Linked DNA regions of Mus musculus: region 1 is linked to region 2. The links are chromatin loops, found by intact Hi-C in ENCODE. Cell type or tissue: left cerebral cortex. All regions are shown on one strand. Each heading gives the region's core, and the rest is flanking DNA. Links, peaks and the distances in the headings are about the cores only. Region 1 holds the start of Slc25a16 (solute carrier family 25 (mitochondrial carrier, Graves disease autoantigen), member 16). Region 2 holds the start of Rufy2 (RUN and FYVE domain-containing 2).

The links. Hi-C counts contacts between places; a loop is a spot of excess contacts. Peaks named below come from ENCODE experiments on the same cell type or tissue, not always from the same donor. Only the 100,000 strongest peaks of a DNase experiment are listed, where the experiment ranks them.
Region 1: a loop joins it to region 2, with 2.4 times the contacts of the local background. A loop is called at or near these places in 1 of 42 quality-filtered maps.

Annotation. Positions count from the first base shown.
Region 1 is chr10:62,918,775-62,921,677 of GRCm38, forward strand. Slc25a16 (solute carrier family 25 (mitochondrial carrier, Graves disease autoantigen), member 16) reads left to right here and starts at 1,859. Exons shown (of 9, transcript NM_175194.2): 1 at 1,859-2,107. The coding sequence starts at 1,978. In left cerebral cortex, for the core only: no CTCF peak of the experiment used is centred there; DNase peaks (open chromatin) are centred at 1,398 and 1,839; H3K4me3 peaks cover 1,695 bases; H3K27ac peaks cover 1,174 bases.
Region 2 is chr10:62,978,564-62,981,466 of GRCm38, forward strand. It overlaps Rufy2 (RUN and FYVE domain-containing 2), which reads left to right and starts at 1,689. Exons shown (of 18, transcript NM_027425.4): 1 at 1,689-1,769. The coding sequence starts at 1,766. In left cerebral cortex, for the core only: a CTCF peak has its summit at 1,662; DNase peaks (open chromatin) are centred at 1,551, 1,930 and 2,222; H3K4me3 peaks cover 1,680 bases; H3K27ac peaks cover 1,495 bases.

The DNA.
Region 1 (2,903 bases), core at 122-2,621, 60 kb before region 2:
ACCTAAAGGCCTGAGTTCCAGCCACAAGAGACACATGTAGTGAGGAGAAAAACACCTGACTCCAGAAGCTGTTCTGTGACCTCCACACATGTGTTCCCCCAACCACAACATGAATGAATTAATGCCTTAGCTGTTGTGTCAAAAACAGACAGTAGAGAGCAAGAGAAAGCAGGGAGACTGACTGGTCTGTGGTCTTTCTAGTGTATGGACAGAACACAATGTTCCCATTTGTGGCAGGGTGAAAGCTGAATGAACAGTATACTTAGGAGAGAAGATGGGGAGTTTAAATGCCTGTAACCTAGATGTCAGATACAAATGCCTAGCATTTGATAAGCTCTGAGGTCAATGGATCCCTAGTTTGTTTTTTTTTTCTCTCCCCCGACACCCGTCTCACACACAGAGAGAACAACCGAGACAGAGAGAGAGAGATACAGAGGAAGGGGGGAAGAGAGACACAGATAAAGATCACCCCAGGAGTGGTGGTGAAATCCTCCTGTACTCTTAGCACATGCAGGGTTGAGGCAGAAGTATCTCAGGCTAGAGACCAGGCTGGGCCATATTTAGTATTTAGTCCTAGGTCACAGATGTGAGGGTGATGCAGTTGCACCATCTGTCACTCCACTGATTACCAAGTTGACCTGCTGTCTTTTTATTTATTTATTTATTTATTTTTGTTTTTCGAGACAGGGTTTCTCTGTGTAGCCCTGGATGTCCTGGAACTCACTCTGTAGACCAGGCTGGCCTCGAACTCAGAAATTCGCCTGCCTCTGCCTCCCAAGTGCTGGGATTAAAGGCGTGGACCACCACGCCTGGCGACCTGCTTGTCTATGTGAGTGTCTCCTCCCCTCTTCCCACTCCATGTACATGGCTTCCAGAACTACATGCCTGTTTGGACAAAGATGACCTTCCCCTAAGAGAGAAGGACACCATCTTTGATAAAGGGTGTGGGAATAGATGTGTCACCCTGCTAGAATCTCCAAACAAGCCAAGCCTCCATAGCCGGTCCCGAGAAAGGCAGGGAGAGAGGAAGAAAAAGAAAAGAAGGAGAAATAAAAGAGAAAGAGTTTGTGAAGACAGCAGGTTAAAGAATTTATCGTGTGTGAGATCAGAAGATGGGAGTGGATCAGAAAGACAGGGAAGGCTGAGCTGCTTGTGTTAATGCCAGAGGCACCATACACACCACACACACACACACACACACACACACACACACACACACGCGCGCGCGCGCGCGCGAATCAAACCCAGGTATTCTACAAGAACAAGAGTGCTTTTAACCGCTGAGCCATCTCTATGGCTCTCAACATTTATTATAGTGTGTGCGCGTGTGGGCGCGCGTGCTGCCAAGTTGCATGTATGGAGGTCTAAGAATAATTTGTGGGAATCGACTGTCTCCTTCAACTAGGCCGGGTCTGGAGACAACTCAGGTCGGCCAGCCTAGTGACAAGTGCCTTCAGCCGTTGAGCCAGCTAGCTTGTCTAGCATTTTCTTTTGACACAGTATCTTTCTCTCTGCAGCCTGGGCTAGTCGGGAACTCACTAAGTTACCCATGCTGGTCTTGGTCTGGAGGTGATGCCCCTGCTTCAGAGTCCTGAGTGCTGGGATGACAGGCATGAGCTTCACTACATAGCTCAAGCGGGTCTTGATCTCCATGGTCAGGAGTCATCAGGTTCGCTCGTGCTGAGACTGCAAGCCTGAATTTACTGGTCTGGCTCAAGAGGCTCGCAAACCTTCAGCAGGAAACCCGGGACCCTGAGTGTCGCAGACCCCCTGGGTGACGCCCACTTCCGCCTTGCTCTCTTGGACGGGTCCCAGCGGCGGCTGCGTGCGTCATCATTCCTCGCCGCCGCGCGCCATGGGCATCATCTGGCCCCGCCCGCGCGGCGGCTGGGCTCCTGTCAGAGCCGGCTCCAGCCATGGTGCTGCCCAGTGTTTTGTAAGTTGGCAGCGGAGGCTCGGGACGTGGCGCAGGTCCCGATGGCGGCCCTGGTGGCTGCGGCGGCCCTGGCGGCGGCCGAGCCTGCACCCGCGGTGCCGCAGGCGGCTGGGAGCGGGGGCCCGACCTCACGCCGAGACTTCTACTGGCTGCGTTCCTTCTTGGCCGGAGGTCAGTATCCGCCGCCCGGACCCCGGGGCTGGGTGTTGAAGCCGGTCCGCGGGCCGATCAGACAGTCCCGAGCTTCTCCTGCTGCAGCACCCAGCCGGGCCTTCACGTCAGCCCCTGCAGCCGGGGCTAATCCCTCCGCTGAACCAAGCACCTATTTCTTAAGGTTGAAAACAGGATCCTTTAGGTGGGACATGGTGGGGACCACCCCTTTCTGTTACAAACAACACGTGTGACAGTGTAGGATTGGGTTTTGCTGTTTGCTTGAAAGGAAAATAAGTTTTGGAGGTGGAGGCCAGCTTGGGCTCGCGTCCCCTTCGCGTGAGTGTGCGCGCGCGTGCGGATAATGATTTGAGAATATTTAATGTATTCCCCCCCGCCCCCCCACCTCAAGAGCCTTATGTAGTTGACGCTGGCTTTGAACTCCCGATTCTCCTGCCTCTGCATCCCAAGTGCTGGAATTACAGGCACATGTCGCACAGTCCGTCTCTAGAGGCTAACTTTGAAAAATAGACTAGGATATGAGCTGGACATGGTGGAATGTGCCTTAAATCGCAGCACCAGGCAGATGCAAAGGTCGGCAGATCTTGAGTTTGAGGTCAACCAGGTCTTCATAGCAAGTTCTGGGCAAGCAAGGAATACAAAGTGATACCCTGTCTCAAAAACAAAATAAAATGACTAAGGATATTGTGCAAAATTGCCTACAACCGCCCAGCGGTGGTGGTGGTGCACGCCTTTAATCCCAGCACTTGGGAGGCAAGCAGATTTCTGAGTTCGAGGCCAGCCTGGTCTGAGTGAG
Region 2 (2,903 bases), core at 214-2,713:
GTCAGGTAGTTCACCCCCAGCAATGCTTGCATGCCTTGTTTTAGATAAGGCAACCCCCCCTTTACTGGATAACAGACAAACATGAAACCCCTGAAGAAGCAGAATAAGTGTTGGGTCTGGGGCCTGGGACCATGAACTCAGTTTTGACTCTGCCAGCAGAATGGACGTTGGTCCCGAGACAGCTGGATTCAGGCAACTATCTCTTAACATTCTAAACCAGAGTGTTGAGTTAACATTGTGACTTGCATCTGTCTACCCACTTTTGGTGGTTTAAGTTTTTGAGATGGGTTTATTAGCTCCGGAATCAAGATCTGCTTGCTTTTGCCTGAAGGGTGGATCCCGGGGTTATAGGTATATGACAGGCAGCACACCCAGGTGCCTGTTGCAAGTTTTATCTATGGCAAGTTGAAAGGCAGGAGGAAGCATTCATGTGTGTGTGTGTGCCTGTGCATTTTTTAAAAGACAGCCCTGTATAACCCAGGCTGGCCTTGAAATCTCGAATGTCTGGGAGAATGATCTTGAACTGTGTTGTACAGGACTGAGTCAAAACTACCACTGTTTTCAGCAAACTGGCCTACATCTGCTTGCAAAAGATCACAGCTGGGCAAGTTGACTTGAATTCCCTCATAGGAGGGCAGGGAGGGAGGGTCATGGGACCTTCACAGGAACAACCAGTCTTTCTCTTGCAAGCTGTTGTATGCAATTCTACCCTAACTGCAAATGGCCTTAGGGAGGAACTAACATATAGGAAGGGAGGGGCTAGTGGAGGGGTGACTATCTGCAGCCAGGAAGGAGTCATCATTCCTAGAGGGATTTCGAAGTCCTCCCCAGTATCCCCCATAACTCACTGCTTCTTCAGCGGGAACGGTGTTAATCATTTTTGGTGTGTCCTCAGAATTTTGGAAGCATTTGGTAGACGTTGTTTACACCTCACTAAGGAAAGGATTTTTTTTTTTTTTTTAAGCAACAAACACTCTAGGTCTTTCCTCCAACTCCTAAGAGTTGGTATTTTCTAGGTCCACCATACCCGCTTACAAAGTATCACATTTTGTTACATGGAACTGGGGTCTTGTGTCTTTCCTCCAACTCCTAAGAGTTGGTATTTTCTAGGTCCACCATACCCACTTACAAAGTATCACATTTTGTTACATGCAACAGGGGTTTTGTAGCTATCCTTAGACGACCTGGCACTTGTTAGGTAGCTCAGAGTAACCTCAAGGTCCTAGCAGTCCTCCTGCGTCCACTCCTGTTGAGTGCTGGGGTTAGCAGCTGGATTTAGTGTCTTCCTTTGAGACTAGGCGAGCTTCAAATCCATTATGTAAGTGAGCCTGGTCTTCAACTACGGATCCATCTAACTCCCATCTCTCAAATGCTGGCATTACAAGCCGCCGGCTCTGCTAATTGTGTGAGGTTTTCTAAAATCTGTCGGCTAGCTCCGAGTCGGCCGGTGTGTTCCTTAAACCCATCCAGCCTGCAAGGATGAAACCTTGACAGGTAGCTTGAGGCCCGCATCTACATCCTCCCTTGGCGCTGTGCCCCAGGTCCCCGTCACGCCTCTTTCTCTGACGCTGTCAGGGTTGGTCAAATGGGGGTTGGGGTGGGGGTGGGGGTGATCGGCGGGGACCAGCTTCACGCGGCCGTGGCGTCCTCCCGCCGCCAGGGGCGCTGTGGCAGCGCCGAGCCGGGCCAGACGCGGTGGCCGCCGCGCGCCTGCGGGGAGCTGCTGACCCGCTCCGCGAGCCCGTGTCCCGCACGCACCGCCGCCATGGGTAAGGGCAGCAGCCGGGGTCACCATCCTTCGCTTGGGTCACGCAGTCACCCGGGAACCGGGGGCTCCCGGGGTCTCCATGGCAACGTCCGCCCGCCCGCATCCCTGCGCCCCGCCCGCCCTGGGGCCTGGCGGCTGGGGTCGGCGGACGGGCGGGGACCAGGGCGTCCAGGGACAGGGATGGCTTCCCAGTCACGCGGATGCAGGGCGGAAGGCTGGGGAGGGGAGCGGTGTAGTGCCAGGAGCGCGCTCCGCGGGGCCCCCTTGCAGGCTGGGGGCGCAGAGGGAGCGGGGCCGCCTCTAGGGACTGCCGAGGAGCCCCACCTGCGGTCGCTGCTGCACAGCCGCTGTCCTAGGCTCCTCCGGTGCAGGTTACAGGTTGTGATGAACACTCTTAAAAAGAGAATTCTGCCGATTATTAAACGTCAGGTGGTTTCACTTCGGGAGCGGGGGTGGACGGAGGGAATCACACCTCGACGGAGAGTGGAGGAAAAGATGTGGCCATATCCTTCATCACCCAGCCGGGCTGTTTCAGATTGCGGAGGAAGTCAGCCTAAGAGAGCTGGGATGCAAACCATAGCCAAGTGCCAGAGCAAGGGGACTCTTGTTTTGTTATTCGAAACGGGTTCTCACTGCATAGTCCTGGCTGTCCAGGAGCTAGCTATGTAGACCAGGCTGGACTCGAACTCAGAGATTCCCTCCTGCCTCTGCCTCCCAAATTCTGGAATTAAAGTGTGTCGCACCACGCCCAGCTGTTTTGTTTTGTTTTGAGTGGGCCACTAAATTGTGAACGCACTGACCACCTGGGTTTGTCATTTACTTGAAGGTTGTTTTTGAGACAGGTCTCTCTATATAGCATTGGCTGCCTCAGAACACTCTGTTTAGACCAGGCTGGACCCAAGAATCACAGACGCTGGGACTACAGAAACAGCTACATGGCAGAGTTCTCTGGAGATTAATAAATGTTAGGTTTGGTTTTCACATCTCTTTTGCTATCTTCGCAGAAAAATATTTGTGCCACTCGGCAGTGTTTAGAGTGTTGGGGGAACAGCTGGTTTAAAAAAAATTATTTTTATTTTTAATGAGTGTGTACCTGAGTGTAGGGGCCTCCAGAGGCGTCGGGTCTCCCTGGAGT